2 separate regions of the Mus musculus genome follow, and region 2 is linked to region 1. The links are chromatin loops, found by intact Hi-C in ENCODE. Cell type or tissue: left cerebral cortex. All regions are shown on one strand. Links, peaks and the distances in the headings refer to the core of each region. The heading gives the core; the rest is flanking DNA. Region 1 holds the start of Necap2 (NECAP endocytosis associated 2). Region 2 holds the start of Rcc2 (regulator of chromosome condensation 2).

Evidence for each region. Peaks named below come from ENCODE experiments on the same cell type or tissue, not always from the same donor. Only the 100,000 strongest peaks of a DNase experiment are listed, where the experiment ranks them.
Region 2: it touches region 1 in a loop (2.4-fold over the local background); 2 of 42 quality-filtered maps call a loop at or near these places.

Annotation. Positions count from the first base shown.
Region 1 is chr4:141,074,186-141,082,506 of GRCm38, forward strand. It overlaps Necap2 (NECAP endocytosis associated 2), which reads right to left and starts at 4,172. Exons shown (of 8, transcript NM_025383.4): 1 at 4,028-4,172; 2 at 775-875. The coding sequence starts at 4,119. In left cerebral cortex, for the core only: a CTCF peak has its summit at 4,254 (motif pointing left); DNase peaks (open chromatin) are centred at 2,174, 2,657, 3,724 and 4,201; H3K4me3 peaks cover 2,453 bases; H3K27ac peaks cover 1,642 bases.
Region 2 is chr4:140,698,185-140,706,505 of GRCm38, forward strand. Rcc2 (regulator of chromosome condensation 2) reads left to right here and starts at 3,289. Exons shown (of 13, transcript NM_173867.5): 1 at 3,289-3,466; 2 at 3,963-4,251. The coding sequence starts at 3,973. In left cerebral cortex, for the core only: a CTCF peak has its summit at 3,248 (motif pointing right); DNase peaks (open chromatin) are centred at 1,579, 2,678, 3,190, 4,032 and 1 more place; H3K4me3 peaks cover 4,076 bases; H3K27ac peaks cover 3,425 bases.

The sequences.
Region 1 (8,321 bases), core at 155-8,154:
TAAGGCCATGCCAGCCTTTGCTTTTCTTAAAGATTAAAAACTCCACTTACACTGGGCCTCCGTGCCCACACAGTAACGGCAGGCTAGGGCTGCCACCCCCCAGGCTCAGCAATTTATCTATTTGTGGCTGGCTCTAAGCCTGAGGGTGATGGGCCATCACAGATATGTCACACCCAGAAAGGCCTAACACCAAGGAAGGACTGTAAGAGGAGCCAGTAGGCCCTGCAGAAAGCAGAGTGTCTAAAATACAGTAGCTTAGTTTAGTTTCAGAGACCAGGCAGACAGCGAAGACCACAGAGCCAGGAGCTTTTTGTTGTTGTTGTTTTTGGTGTTTTCAAGACAGGGTTTCTCTGTGTAGCCCTGACTGTCCTGGAACTCACTTTGTAGACCAGGCTGACCTCGAACTCAGAAATCCACCTGCCTCTGCCTCCCAAGTGCTGGGATTAAAGGCATGTGCCACCACTGCCTGGCTTGAGCCAGGAGCTTTTATGCTGGGCTTCACACTCAAAGATACGCTAACAACAATGCCCTCTGTGTTGGATCAAACACACCCTTGTTTTGTTGCGTGAGAAAGGGTCTTCCCATGTTCTGGGATTATAAGCACGGCACGTCAGCACTTGGATGCACCCAGAGGCCTTCATCTTGCAGTAATGGTCCTGCCATGGCTCTGAACAGCCTGGCTTGGCCAGAGCAGTCTCTCTCATCCACGGGGGGGGGGGGGGGGGGGGGAGGCAGCTCAGACATCTTAGCCTAACTCGTGTCCTGAGCCTTTACCAGAGGTCCTGTCCTCCAGCTTGATGTAGGCCACCTTCCCTTTCGCAGTGATCCGCAGCCGGCCACTCCACGATGGCTGGTCCAGTTGCCATTCTGAGGCCCTAGGAGGACAAAAGACACTGAGCCTCCTACTCCATGCCTCCCATGCCGAGAAAGAGAATGGGGAGAGGCTGCCTGCTCAAGGGTGCAATATCGGCAAACCTCCATCCCCGCAGGCCACACAGCCTCTGCTGGTCAACTGGACTATTCTGATGCTGTGCCACATGCAGGGGCTGGTGAGAGGGCTGGGCAGGGAAAGGAACCACAGCCCAGCCACTCACCTGCTTCCCATCCCTGAAACTCCACAGGGCAGGAGAGAACCAGCTCCCACCAACTGTCCACCGAAGGCCACTCACACAACAGCACACGTGCACAGACCACAAACTTACACCAGCTCGCAGATACACACCAACAAATGTGGTTTAAACCGTTCTCTTCTGAAATGGGGTCTCAATGTGTAGCCCTGGTTGGCACGGAACTCCCTCTGTAGACCAGACTGACTTTAAACTCACAGAGATCCACCTGCCACTGCTTCCTGAGTGCTGGGATTAAAGGTGTGTGGCATCATGGGAAGAGACAAGTCCCCACATTGTCTTCTGACCGCCACATAGATGTGACAGCAGTGTGCCCACACAAACACACTACACACAGATGTGACAGCAATGTACCCAGACACAGTACACATCTATGTAACAGTAATGTGTCCACACAGATAAACACAATAAATAAGTAAATAAACTTAAAAAAAGAAAGTCCTGGCTGGGCGTGGTGGCGCATGCCTTTAATCCCAGTACTTGGGAGGCAGAGGCAGGTGGATTTCTGAGTTTGAGGCCAGCCTGGTCTACAAAGTGAGCTCCAGGACAGCCAGAGCTATACAGAGAAACCCTGTCTCGAAAAACCAAACAAACAAACAGAAAACAACAACAACAAAAAAGTCCTTATTACAGGGCTGGAAAGATGGCTTAGGAGTTAAGAACATTGGCTACTCTATCTGAGGACCTGAGTTCGATTCCCAACATCCACTTAGCAGATAACAAGGGTCTGTAACTTGAGTCCTGTGATACACGCAGACAAAACATCCATACATATACAAAAAGTAAATGTAAAAATGAAAACTGTAATAGCTATTCTTGGCAAGGCTGTCCCTCAGGAAGTCCTCAGAATCCGAAGCTCGTAACTGTTCCGTTATGAAACAGTCTTCAAAATCTCCAGTCATTTCAAGTTGTCCAAAATATTATTCTTAGCCTGTGGCCATTCAAAACTGCAGGCAGTTGGAGCGTGCTGGCATTCAAAACGCCCACACGCAGCCGCTGTTGCTGGCCCCTATTCTAAAGACCACAGACCTTCACCCAAGTGGGAATTCCTTCCCAGCTTCCTGTCCATAGAGGAAGCAGCTCCGGGCCTATTGTGTCTGTTAAGGCACTGTGATGCCAAGCTAGCGGGACCAACCGGCTGGGGGACCCTTGAGACCATGGAGGGAGTACAGAGGGACAGGATCTTTGGTAGAAAGAGTGTAAAAGTGCATGAGGGTCCGGGGGAGGAAAGAGCGGCTAGGAAGGATATTCTCGGCTGTATTCCAGGTAGGAGGGAACGAGGACCCTCGTCAATGCCTTCTTTGGCTCCTTTAGAAGGCAACAGTGTCGTCGTCAGCAGCAGCAGCAGCAGCAGAAGCAAAGAGAAACCCCTGAACAGCAAATGCCATGGGTACTTTCAGAAGGCTTTTCTGGGAAGTTCTAAGCAAAGCCACTGTCAGCTCTCTAGAACTCTAGCTGGCAGCTGTGGCAGATCCACATGAATGTACATCTTCAGCTAACAAGGCAGCAGGCTCAGTTTCTGTTCCTCTTCCTGGCGCCGCGGGCTTTAGATTCAGGCTAAGGAGAGCCCGAAAGGTTGAGTGTAGGGCGGGCAGCTTCCTCTGTATCAAACCAGCCTGGCTGGATACTTGGTGACCCCACCCTCCGGAGGATCAAGAGAAGCTAACCCTAGTCTACTGAACGAAGACCCAACAGATAGGGGTAGACTGCCAATCTCCGGTTTGATAACAAGAAAGGAAAGGGAGACAGCTGTGGAGATGATTCGGTGCAGATGAGCAAGCTTGAGGCCCCGAGTTTGGATCTCTAGCGCCTAAAAGCCAGGTCTGGCTCCAGCTACCTGTAGACCCTCCACTGTGTGGGGTGGGGCAGAGAAAGGAGTTTCACTGGGCTTGCTGAACACCTAGTCTAGATGAAAACAGCCAACCCCAGCTTCAGTTAGGGGCCACCTCAAGGGAACAACGGACATGAAAAAAGCAAGACACTGGCTGGAACTCCTGTGGCTTCTGCATGCACCCGCACCACACCCAGACACGCAAAAGCAAGCACAGGCAGCTGTAGCTTGCTGACCTCCATTCTTGTCATTTTAATATTATTTTAAAATCATCGCACCGACACAGTTAAGTGTTCTAAGATACCCATTCAGAAAATGTTATGAGCCTGTGTTACATAGCGCAAAGGGCAGATGGAGTTGGCCCTCCAACACATTTGTGGTACCCGACGACCTGTTTCCAAACAACTCAGACACCCATCGCCTTCGAGAGCCACCCAGCCTAAGTAGCAACACCCCACCACAGGGCACAGGACACACCACGTATTTTTCATCTTTTTCAGTTAGGGAAGGTGTCCAACTTTGTGTCTCCTCTCCTAGACTAGAGTCCTGGGTTCCCTTCCGGAGACACTCCGTGTGTTTACAGGCATTTGAGTTTATTTGCCTCAGGTGACGCTCACTCAAGACAAGGGCGGCGGTATCCTCCCAGCTGCAAGTATGTTGTGATCAGGGGTGAAACTGGGGTCAGGAGAGCCGGAGATAGGAACAGCGTCCCTGGGCTTCGTGGGACGGGTCCCCCAGATGGCCGGGTTCCCTCCCGTGCCCTCCCGGCGGGGATTTCCGCGGGTGGCAGGGTTTTCTGGGATCCCGTCACGACTGTCGGTTAGCGCTGTGACACGACCCGTAGACCCCGCCGAGGGAACCCACTGCGCTCTCGGGTCCCCAGGAGCTGGCTGCGACCGTTGCCGGCGTCCCGCTGACGGCTCAGGGCCAGCGACCCCTCCTAAGTCTGGCCCCGATTAAAGTAGCCACAGGGCTCCATCCTTTCCGCCCCTAAACCCGACAACCGGTCCTCGTCCCCCGCAGTGCATGCCGGGGCGGGGGACGGGAAGATTAAGCCAGGAACGGTCACCTGTAACCACGGTTGGTGGCCCGCGGCGGGATGCGGTAGACGTGGACCTCCGGCTTGACACACAGAACAGACTCGTACTCACTCTCCTCCATCTCTATCGCCCGAGCCCTCGGGACTTCCGGCTTCTCCCCGCCCCTTCAGGACCGGAAGTGATGCGACTCTATGACCAAGTTCTGTCTAGAGCGGAAGCTCCGGGGGACCCCCCGATCGCTCCCGAGTGCCCTCTGCCGGGCGCCTCAGATCAGACCGTGAAGCGATTGCTCTCTGCTGCTGTGGGACCTGAGAAGCTCGAGATGCCGCTGATCTGAGCCTAATCCCGAACCTGGTTGTAGTTCAAACTCTATACCCTAGACCAGGGTGGCTGATATGCAAGATACCCTGCAGCCCTGCCCTTCTGACGGAATGTCCTTGTCCCCGCCAATCCCAGAAGGTTCTCAGAGGCTTCTGGAGGAATCTCGCTCCACAACTTTTTATAACCTACTATGTGCGCAAGGCCCCAGTGGCTTAGCGCAACAGGAGTACAAATCAAAGTTGTGAACCAAAGTTCCTGGTTGTCTTTGCTGTGAAGAGACACTATGACCAAGGCAACACTTACAAAAAGAAATCCTTTCATTGGGGGCTTGCTTACAGTTTCAGAGGCTTAGTCCATGATTAGCATGCGGGAGAGCATGGCGGCATGCAGGCAGGCGTGATACCAGAGAAGCAGCTGAGAGCTGTACGTCATGATCCTGGTGGGGGTGGAAGGGCCACAGCACACAGGGATGGGGCGGGAGGAAGGGGAGCACGGACGACAGTGACCCGGGCCTGATACGGGCTTTTGGAAAACTCAAAGACCAAACCCCCATCACAGCTTTTCCAACGAGGACACACCTCCTAATCCTTCCACGAGGTTGATCACTTGTGAAAAGCTAGAATAAGGCAGATTGGGAGGCGAATTGATTTTGAGTTATCTTGACCCTCTAAATAGCCATTTATTGGCCACCTCTGTATGTGACCTAAGATCCTTGTGACTATTAGGTAAATCCTTTGGAAGGTACAAATGCCAGCTTTCACCAATAAAGGCTAAGAATGTCATCAGATAGCAAGTAAGGGCCATAAATGATGTTTCCCGGCTTTGCGGTGACTCACCTGCCTGAGGTCTCCACCAACGGTTTGAAAAATGCCTCGGTTTGATGTTTGTTTTGTTTTGTTGATTTTTTGGGTTTTTTGTTTTTGTTGGTTTTTTTTGAGACAGGGTTTCTCTGTGTAGCCCAGGCTGTCCTGGAACTCATTTTGTAGACCAGGCTGGCCTCAAACTCAGAAATCCACCTGCCTCTGCCTCCCGAGTGCTGGGATTAAAGGCGTGTGCCACCACGCCTGGCTCAGTTTTTTGGTTTTTCGAGACAGGATTTCTCTGTGCAGTCCTGGCTGTCCTGGAACTCACTCTGTAGACCAGGCTGGCCTCGAACTCCGAAATCTGCCCGCCTCTGCCTCCCAAATGCTGGGATTAAAGGTGTGCGACACCACGGCCGGGCTAATGCCTCGGTTTATAACTATTTTTTCATCACTGTGGTGGTCTGAATGGGAATGGCCCCCATAGGCTCATAATTTTGAATGCTTGGTCATTAGGAATTGGCACTACTTGAGAGGAACTAGGAGGTGTGGCCTTGGAGTGGGTGTGGCCTTTTGGAGGAAGTATATTATTGGGGGTGAGCTTTGAGGTTTCAAAAGTCAAAGCCAGTCCCAGTGCCTTTCTCTTCCTGCTGCCTGCAGATCCAGATGGAGAATGTTCAACTACTTCTCCAGCACCATGTCTGCCTGCGTGCTGCCATGCTTCCCGCCTTGATGATAATGGACTGAATCTCTGAAACTGTAAGCCAGCCTAATTACGTGCTCTCTCTTATAAAAGTTGCTGTGGCCATGGCGTCTGTTAACAGTAATAGATCACTGACTAAGATAGTCATTATGAAATTTTCATGAAATTGTTACCACACCTGGAACATGTATTCTGGTAACGTGAATCTGTGTTTCTGGGCCACAGTCATCCCTATGGCTCCAAAAAAAAAAAAAAAAGAGTTTCAGTTTTCCTTGAAGTGAGAGTTGTATTTTAGAGCCTACAAACTGAAGTTCAGTAAAATGAGTCATTTAAAAAGAAGTCCCCTGGGCTGGAGAGATGACTCAACGGTTAAGAGCACAGACTGCTCTTCCAGAGTTTCTGAGTTCAAATCCCAGCAACCACATGGTGGCTCACAACCATCCGTAATGAGATATGATGCCCTCTTCTGGTATCTGAAGACAGCTATAGTGTACCTATGTATAATAATAAATAAAAATCGAAAAAAAAGTTAAAAAAAAAAGAAGTCCCAGTTGGATATGGTAGAGCATGCTTGCAGTCCCAGTGTGGAGGATGTCGCAGAGGCAGGAGGATGGCTACAAGTTCGAAGCATCAGTTTTAGCAATGAGGGGACAAAGGTGAGACTCTGTACTGTCACCCTCAGCCATCCTTAGGTGTTCCCCTCATCTTTTAGGTACCTTAGCTCAACCTAAACCAGGATTTGTGGCTTCAACATTGAAAATAACTTCAGGACTGGCCAGTATAATGAAGTCAAGTTGGAAGTTGTATTAAAGACATTTTAAGATGTTGGAGCCGGGCGTGGTGGCTCACGCCTTTAATCCCAGCACTCGGGAGGCAGAGGCAGGTGGATTTCTGAGTTCGAGGCCAGCCTGGTCTACAGAGTGAGTTCCAGGACAGCCAGGGCTATACAGAGAAACCCTGTCTCGAAAAAACAAAAACAAAAAAAAAACCAAACAAACAAACAAAAAAAGATGTTGGGCAGTGATGGCGCACGCCTTTAATCCCACCACTCAGGAGGCAGGGGCAGGTGAATCTCCAAACCTAATATAGGCTTAAGGACAAGGAATAGGAAAAAAGAGAGGCACTGAGAAAAGTGAGCGCCAGGCAAGGGCATGAATGTGGGTGTAAATAAAAGCTGCAGAAAATTAAGACATACCCAATACCCAAGGGTATATGGCCCCCCAAGGGAGAGTCAAAAGTAACGGTCTTAGCATTAGCCAAATGTTTCATTCTGCTCTCTCTCAAGTTATATCTTAAAAGGTTACTTAACAATGCTTTCTCTTTTTAAAAAAATATTTTATGTGTACAGGTGTTCTCTTGCACGTGTGTCTGTGTACCTCACGTGTTCCATGGAGGCCAGAATATTGGACATCTGAACCTAGACTTATGGATGACTATGAGTAGCCATGTGGTTCTGGGAATTGAATTTGGGCTCCCAAAGCAGCAAGTCTGGGGAGTGGAGAGATGGCTCAGCAGCTTGGACATAGACAAGACACGAAGCCAGGACTCACTGTGATTCCACAAAAAGGTTTCAGAACACATGATCACATTGTGAACCCCAAAATTGTAGACTGGGGAAAAAAAAAAACACCTGTTTCTTGTGGTGGTGCGGCTCAGCCCGAGCACACACCTTTAATCCAAGAGCGCTCTGTAAACAGGGTTAAATAAAATCAATCATAGCTCAAGAGGCAGAGCAGGCATCAGCTGACAGGAAGTGAACCCAAGAAAACACAGGCAGTAGAAAGGAGAGCCTCAGACTTGAAGGTATTTAAGGTGGTGGGAGAAGAACAAGCTTTTTCCTTCTGGGTTGTAAGTCCAGTAGGAAGCTCGGCTGGGTGCTTTCTCTGCTTCTGTTATTTTTTGTTTTGTATTAAAGATTTATTTTTATTATATGTAAGTACACTGTAGCTGTCTTCAGACACACCAGAAGAAGGAATCAGGTCTTGTTACAGCTGGTTGTAAGCCACCGTGTGGTTGCTGGGATTTGAACTTAGGACCTCAGGAAGAGCAGTCAGTGCTCTTAACCTCTGAGCCATCTCTCCAGCACCCTTATTATTGTTTTTTTAAACAACAAAAAGGTGTTGTACACATCCTTTTCCTATAAATGGGGGTTTCTGGTGAGAGACCTAGAAAATTGGGTCCTTTAGAGCTGGGTGGGGGTTCAAGGCCTCAGCCATTGGTAGTTGTGCTAGAATTCTTGTTTCTCTGCTAGTGAGAGGACTCAGCTGGATTCCGAGTTCATTTCTTTTCTTCATGACCTCCTTTCTATCCTGCCTCAGCCTTGTCAACATAGGAAGTTCAAGGACAGGCAGGGGCTACAAGCAAGACCCTGTTTCAAAGAAACAAAACAGAAAAAGAACTCCCAGTGTGACCTGATCTTGTCTGTTTTTCTTTCGGTTTGGGGTAGGGTTGAGGCAGGGTCTCAAGTGTCTCAGGATAGCCTTGAACACCTGATCCTCC
Region 2 (8,321 bases), core at 222-8,221, 380 kb before region 1:
GGCAGGCCTTCCACTGAGCAGTGTTGTCTTAGCCAGCTGAGTGGTAGGAGTATAGGTATGTGTCAATATACCAGGCTTATCCTTTACGTTGGGGTGAACCCAGAGCCTCTCACAAGCCAAGCCAAGTGTTTTTCTCACGAGTATCCCCACCTCTATTTGCTTCTTCTATGCTGTCCAAGTTAGGTTCAAACTTACGATTCTCCAAGTAACTGGGACTAGAGAGCTATATACCACTGTGTCCACATTTTGTTTGTTTTGTTTTGTTTTTTGAGACGGGGTTTCTCTGTGTAGCTCTGGCTGTCCTGGAACTCACTCTGTAGACCAGGATCTGCCTGCCTCTGCCTCCCAAGTGCTGGGATTAAAGGCTTGCACCACCCCTGCCTGGTTTCGTGTCCACATTAATATAATAAAATTAGTCATGAGATCTGTTGTTGTGGCTTTTTTTGTTTGTTTGTTTGTCCTTTTTGCTCTAAGTCCTCAAGTCTAGGGTGGGCTGGGTGTAATAGTGGTACAGACCCAGGATGCCAGGGCTCAGGAGATGACGCAGTGAAACCACCAGTTCAAGGCCAGGCTGGGCTACACAGGGAAACCTTGCTTCACGAACATGGTAAAACAGCAGCAGCAACAACCACCAAACCAAAACCAAACCAAAACCAACAATTCCAGTGTGTGTTTGTGCTACAACGTAATTGCGGCACGGATCAGCTGTATTCAAGGGCTCAGTGGCTTCCCAGGTTCCTGGTTCACAGCGTAGATAGTTTGTGAATCCTCCTGTCATGGTCCAGTTACCCAGACCATCAGAATTCATCTCTGGAGCTGAGAGTGTGCATCTGTGGTGGATAGAGTGCTTGCCTAGCATGTAAGAAACCCCAGCTTTGACTCCCAGCATCTTATATACGGTGGTACATGTTTGCAATCTCCGAATTCCAGAGGTCAGGCTGGTGAATCAAAAAACTCAAGGTATATTATATGAGACCAGAGACTCCTTGGACTACAAGTGGAACTTTCTGTGGTCCAGCTGGATGGACCACAGCTCTGGGAAGGACCCTGGTTGCCGCCGAGTTTAACTTTTATTAAGGAGCAGCAGAGGAGACTAACAGTAAGATGGCCCATATTTCCATGTACAAACGGAAGCCGGGCATTTGTGCTCAGATAGAATTTGCTCTCTCTTCTCTTCTTTCTTCTGTCCCGAGCAGACGCTCAATTAAAATGAAGTAAAAAGCCCAAGCACAAGTGTATGTTGGAGGGAGCACTCCCTGCATGGCCCGTAGGTGCACCTCACTCTGTCACATTGGTTACATAAGGTGAACAGCAGCCTACATGTTCGCCTTTTCGTGTGTGCGCCCGCACCCCCATCTCAACCAGGGGCATCACTCGGGCTTTCCCTGGGTCTGAAATAGTGAGGCATGGAGTGGCAGAGAACACTTTTCCCATCCGACGAGGAGGGCTGGTTAGTGGGTGTTATCCTCTGAGTGCTCTTCTTCCTTAGCACAGCCTCAGGAAAAACCAGTTTTGGAAGCACCACACCTTGGGTCAGATGATGCAACGTGATATTAGCGTCGGGTTGCATCAGCGGTTCTGACGCATGTGCCTTTTACGCCGGCAGAAAGCCGTATAATGGGGCAGGAGAAAGAGAGAGAGACTCGCTGCCTAAAAACCTTTTAAAGGCACCCTCAGCGTTTCTAATTGGCCACACAGGGTGTTGTCGGGAGGATAACCGCCCAACCAGCCACCACCCCCGGACAAGCTCCGGCGTGCCATTTCCTGAAACCCGGACCTGACGGCACACTTAGGCAGAATTCTTTTCTAGTTGGTTCTAATGTTTTATATCAAAGCATCACGGCTTAATCTCTTCAATCTTTTCGAATGCCAGGTCTATTAAGAGGCTTTCAGACGGTGCTTCTAATATCCCTGAAACGCACCAGTTGGTGCTCATTTTCTGAGTTGTTTTACATAAGTGCTTCCACCCAGGCTGGTGACTTTGATCAAATAACTTAGATTTGGTTCTCCAGGATTCTCCGCCTGCCTTCAAACGTTTGGTCCTGTGCACCCTCCCCCCGCCCCCATCCCGCTTCTTGATGTAATTAAGAACGAACTGCAAAGACCCTAGAAACTCTCTCTAGTCAACCAAGGAAGTTGCCAAAAAAGAAACTTTCAGTGTTAACTCGGGCGCTCGAGAGAGAGAGAGAGAAGTAGGAGGATCAGGTTCAATGTCAGCCTGGGCTACACGGTCAGTTTCAGGCCAGCCTGGGCTACATGAGACGGAAACAAAACCCCAAAGAAAAACATTTGTCAGAAGAGAAAGTGACACTGAGATGCAAACCTTCCCCTAGTTCCAACCAAGCCGATCGTGCACGTGGCTTGTCGGGTCCTGTGAGGGGGGCCCTGTCGACTCCTCAGCCTTGACCCCAGCACCTCTGGCCACTTCTCTTCCCGGATTCCTAGACCCTGCACTGTCCCACGGGGTAGGGGAAAGGTTTCCTCTCCCACTTCTGCCAGGTCAGATTCTTTACAATTTTAAAACTCAGCTCTCCCAGGGAACGCCTTCCTTGATCCTGGAACCCGGTAAGTACCATGCTTTCAGTAATTTCTTAATCTTTCCTCTTACTTCGCCTTCCAACTGGGCAGAGATCTTGTTCTCCAGGTCTGTATTCTAAGCTTCTAGCACCTTTGCATCTAGTCTTGCTTGTACTGAGGCGCGGTAAATACGTTTTTAAAATGAAGAAAATTCCCATCACAAGTACTTTCAAGTCCACCTATGCTAATTACTAATTTCATAGTACGTCCCCCAGCTAATTACTAATTTCATACTACACCAAACCTTTATGTAACTTGATCATTCTAACAGCACCCGGCTGCACACTCTGGACGCATCCACGACGTATCAAATCTACCCTGAGTCTGCACAGGAGAAAGTTACTCAAATTGTGTTCATTTTTCATTCCCATCACTCAATTAGGGCACGTCCCTCGCTGGCTGCTGCGTGAGCAAAGCAACTATTTTCCAGCGAGTGTCCTCAGGTGACCTGTCTAGACGCTCAGGGGGAAAAAACAAGAGAATCTGACACTCTCCCGAGCCCCGAAGACGCCTTGTGACGCGCAGGCCGCGCTGCGTGCAAGGGCGTGCGGAGCGCGCAAGCGGCGGGGCCCAGCGGGGCCTGCGGCGTGGCGCCGGGCGTCCGGGACGCAGGCTCGGGTGGGCGGCCCGGCTGGGCGGTGGGGTCCTCCGGCCGGTAGGGGGCGCGCGCACCCGGGGCCCCTCGCCGCCCGCCGCGCGCGCGCTCGCTTGCCGCCCGGCCGCACATGTGTTTCTGTTTTGTGTTGTAGCATTTGTTCTGGAAGCTCGTATTTACATTTTAAGTGTATCTGGTGAGTGGGCTGGAGCCCTCGTCCCGGCCGGGGAGAGAAGAAGCCTTCGACCCCGTCTTTCAGTCGCTTCCCTCCTCGTTTCTCATCACTCCAACCAGGTAGGGGCTGGAAACCGTCTGGGACCAGTTTGCAGGGTCTGGGAAAGTTTTTTTTTTTTCCTCTTTTTTTTTCTCCTCTCCCTCCCCCTTCCCCCCCGAGAAAGGTTAAAAAAAAAAAAAAAGACGCTGGGGAAGGGGGGGTTGGGGGACGGAATGAATAAGAAGGGGAAGGAAGGCGGATCCACGTGGTTTAATCGGAGACAGACAGAGATCCCATTGTTCAAAATCAATAAAAAAAAAAAAAAAAAAAAAAAGCAGACGGGGCGAGCGCCGGGCCGCGGGGGCCGGGCTGGGGCCCCACGAAAGTTCCTCTTTTCGCGCGTGCTCGCAGGTGCTTGGGGCCCGGCCGGGGTACAGGGGGGGGTCCCCGCGTGGCGCGCGGCGTGGGGAGGGGCGAGGGAGCAGCAGGTGGGGCGGCCCACGCCGCGCCGCGCGTCCCCTCCCCCGCCCCGCAGCCCGCCCCGTGTGCATTGTGCGCCCCGTGTGTCTCCCGCAGCCCGGCGACCATGCCCAGGAAGAAGGGGGCGGCCTGGGAGGAGCCGAGTTCGGGCAACGGCACGGCGCGCGCGGGGCCCCGGCGACGCGGCGGCCCCGCGGGCAGGAAGCGCGAGCGGCCCGAGCGCTGCAGCAGCAGCAGCGGCGGCGGCAGCAGCGGCGACGAGGACGGCCCGGAGCTGGACGGGGCCCCCGGCGGCGGCAAGCGCACAGCCAGGCCGGCGACGGCGGGCAAGGCGGCCGGCGCGGCCGCGATCATCACGGAGCCCGAGCACACGAAGGAGCGCGTCGTGAGTGGGGCGGGGGCGGTTGGCGGTTTTGGGGGGGAGGGGCGCCGTGGGGTCACGCCCCGCCCCTCCCCCACGCCGCGCGGGGGAACTCCGGGGAGCCAGTCCCGGGCCGGGGGAGGGGGGGGACCGGGTGTGCGCGGCCACGCGGGGGCTGTCAGTCCCTCCTTCCCCCCCGTGCGTCCACCCCCCTCCTCCCCCCCACCCCCGCGTCTCTTCCTCCCCCCGAGGGGGGAGGGCAGTCCGCGGGGAGCAGCCGGCTCGCGCCGGGGCTTTGAGGTTCCCGCCGCTGCGGCTCGGGCGCCCCGGGGGGGCGGGGCCTGGCGCGCGGCGCGCATGCTCCGTGTTAGCCCGGCGCGGTCGGCCCGGCCGGTGCGCGCGGGGCATGGTGGGGGCCCGCGCGGCGCGGCCGTGAGCGCGCATGCTCCTCGGAGGCCCTCCCCACCCCGGGGCTCCCCTCCCACCCGCGACCCCCCGCGGAGCGGCGCTGGGCTTTGTCTGCCTCGGGTCCTCGCGGCGTGGGGGCCAGTGGGGTCGGTGCTCCCCTGAGGCTCCGGTCTGGGCCGTGGAACTTGAGCTTTCGCGGGGGCGGGGGTGGTGGTGGAGAGGAAGCCCCGCAGAGCCGGGCCCAGGGTCCGCTTGAGTCTCCGCCAGAACTTTGTAAAAGCAAGTTTTCGGTGATACACCCCTCTACCCCCTCCGCCTCTGTGTCCCGGAGATCACGTTCTCTGTTAACTCTAAGAAAGAGATGGAGCTTGACCCTCGGGAGAGTGTTGCCCATGTTCCCAAGGGTGTTCTGCAAAAGGTGGCAAGGGCACACTAAGAGGGGTAGAAGAGTCCTAACCATCTTGCAGTAGAAGAAAGGTTCCCGCTAGGCATGCAGAGGGGCCCTGCATGAGGTAGGCTCGCCAGGTAGACCGGTCTTAGCCAGAGTATTGGAAGGGTAACTCACAAGCTGCTCTATTTATTGCCTAGTGGGTTTGGACAAGGCTAAGAAGTTGGGCATGATAGGGTCTTTTCTCTGCTGCATCGGGTTGTCCTGAAGTTTAGGAAAGCCATGTGGAGTTGGATTATTTTGTGAGTAGGAAAAAAAAAATCAGTAAGACAATGACTGCTCGTAGGGGTGGCAGAGGGAAGGCATTTATTGTGGATTAAACAGAGACACAGGCAGGGACATCAGAGAAGTCTGACCCTTGGGGGGAGTGAGGATAGGAACCAGGTGCAGGAGCCGCCCGAGTAAAAGAGGGGACCAAAATGGTCGGGTTATATAGAGAAGAGTAGGTAGGGGGAGAGGGTAGCTTAGCCTGTGGGCTGGATTAAGTTTAGGGTAAGGGGCGGGGGTATATCTGCCTGGAGTGTCCGGTAACAGGTACTGTGAGGGATGCCGGGAGATCCTAGTTACCAGTTCTGCTTTGATATGTTAAATAGTCCCCTCCGCTCTTTGTCCTGGTTTTGAGACTTCTGCCAGGGCCTGGTGAGTTCCAGGGTCTGCAGGCTGTTAACCCTCTCAGGGATGCACGTGAGTGGAGTGGAGGAGGGGCTCAGAGGCCTCTATCTCCAAGGGTCTTGTATCAGAATTGGCACCTTGTGTGCTATGAGGAGATGCCATGTCTGAGAGGAGGCAGTCCCCTGTAGTTTGTGCTTGTTCTGTGTGTACAGCTAACTTCCCATATCTGTGTAGAACCGGAGCTTAAAAAGGGCTTTGTGTCCATCCCCTTAAAGCTAGGGGGACTATCACTGTAGAACCGACCCCTCAGTGGTCAGTTAGGGGGTGGTTGGATAAGTGAACCCAGGGGCCTCTGGGGACTTAACTTTCTCGCTGTTACACCTGGGAAGTGTGTGCTTCCAGCTTCTGCCCCTGTTAGGGTCAGGTTGAGTTTGGTTCAAGGTCAAGAACACAGCCTTGCAGCCTAGGCTGGCAGACTGCCCAGTGTCTCTGGCCTAAGGGCTGTGGTCTCCCTCTGCTAGGCAGACACAGGACTGTCTCTGCAGTCGGCCACTATCCTGGATATTTCAGAAAGCTACTTAACTCGGCAGAGACCAGCCTCTCCCCTGAGGGAGGCTCCTCTGCCAGTGTCTGGGCCTCCTGCCTTCACTTTTCCCTTACCTTGAACTTGAAGTTGTCTTGGGCTTGGGAAGATGAGCCATGTGTTCTGTTGAGTTGTCCTGCTAGAGTTAGGTGGGTTAGGAAAATCAAACAGTAGTCCTTAAGAGTCGATGTGTGGAAAACGAGCCTTCAGTCTTGTCCTATGATATTCAAGGACCTGAGGCTCAGGCGCAGGCATCCAGCTCTGTGTGTTAAATCGGGGTTGCTAGGGTTTCACGGACCCTGCAACATAGTGTTGGTTCTTAGTGCAGTGGGAGGAGGGTTGGTAGGGATGGTTGTTGCCAGCCTCTTGCTCCCTGGTTCTCCTAGTCCCTGAGCATCAGTCTCCTAAATGGATGTGTTTAAAGGTGGACTCTCGGCCTCACTCAGGGAGTGTATGTACTTGGGTGGTAAGTCAGAAACTGCGGTGGCCAGGAAGCCCCCGTTTGCTGATTGGAGACACTTGGTGCATTTTCTGCCTTGGCCACTCATCTGCATTCAGGTCACATTCAGGTGACCTGTCCTGGAGAGGTAGCTAGGTGAGGTTGAGTTCACCCGACCTGGACTGTTGGTTGGGGTACAAGTGTAGGCTGTCAGACAGATGCAGTCATGTCCAGGCTGAGTTAGCCCCGGAGAGCAGGAAGACCTCTGCTTGCTTTTTCCCCTCCCTCCCTCCCTCCACCTGTCCATTCCTCCGTCCTTTTGATGCTGGGGACTGAACCCAGGGCTAAGCACAAGCTCTTGCACTGAGCCCCCATTTGTTCACTGGGATGGCCTCTCCCCCCATTAAGGCCAGCAGGCTTATGGGATATGTTGTTGATAGTCTGTGGATGAGGGGTTTGTTTGGACAGGGGCTTGACTGAAAGTGAGTTGAATCGCACTAATTAAAACTTTGTATTCCATAAGGAGGGGAGAGTAAGTAAGCTGTAGAGGGGTGAACAGTTGAGTTAATAGCAAACGGGGTGTAGGTGCTCGCAGTGGATACGGTGAGCTGTGAGAATGGGGTTTGTGATGGAGAAGCTGGGGCCAGGGTAGCAGTTAGTGTTCTTGGGAAGCCAGGCAAGGTTGTCCACAGGTCTCTTTTTCCGAAGGGTGGGACTTTCGAGTCCCTGTCTATCAGCCATCGCGAGTTTGAGGAGCCACAGGGATGGCAGTGGATATTGGCTACCAGCATTCTGCACCCTGCATCCTGCCCAAGCCCGTGGCCTGGTGGCGCTCTGGGATCGGAGTGACCACATCTCGGTGTTGGTGAAGGTCGAGCTTGGGAACCTCCCAGCTTCTCTCCCCTCAGAACCTGCTAGCGCAGCGCTGTTGGGCCTGGGCTTGTGCTGGTTTTGAGGCCTCTCCCCTATGTTTCTGGGGCCCCTTCAAAGTGCAGACCTGAAGAGTAGAGTGAATGTATGTGTCCGTGCACAAGTAAGTGTTGGCCCTACTGCGGGCCCAGTGCCATGGGCTGAGCCTGGTAGGATATTCCAGCCCCACCTGCCCTTCAACAAAGGAGAAGGAAGGGAAAGTAGGCTTCCATCCCGTTCAGGTAACTTGAGTCTGGCCCCACACCCCACAGGAGGTCTGAATAATTGAACTGGGTGGCTACTCCATCCTTGTGAGGCCTGGGTTGGCCAGGCAGGTCCTGAAGCTTGATCCTGGCCTCTGCCTTTTGGACCTGACTGGAAGTAGGGGACACCGGGGAGATCAGGTCCCACCCCACCCCCACCCCCCCAAAAAAGTGTGCCTGCTGGGGACTTGTAGGATGCATTGGGTGTGTTGGGACAGCCAGCCAGGGGCCATTGTGGGGTGGAAACTATTGGAGCTGCGGCCACTGTTCAGGGGCAGGCGCACAGATTGAGCCTAGCAGCCCGTTTATTTATCTGCTTTTATTTATCATGTGTTTGCTTACTGTTCTGGGGATGGAACCTAAGCTTACTCTGCCCAGGCTAGACCTAATTAGCCCACAGTGTGCTTTTCATTTAGCATACTTGTGCACATG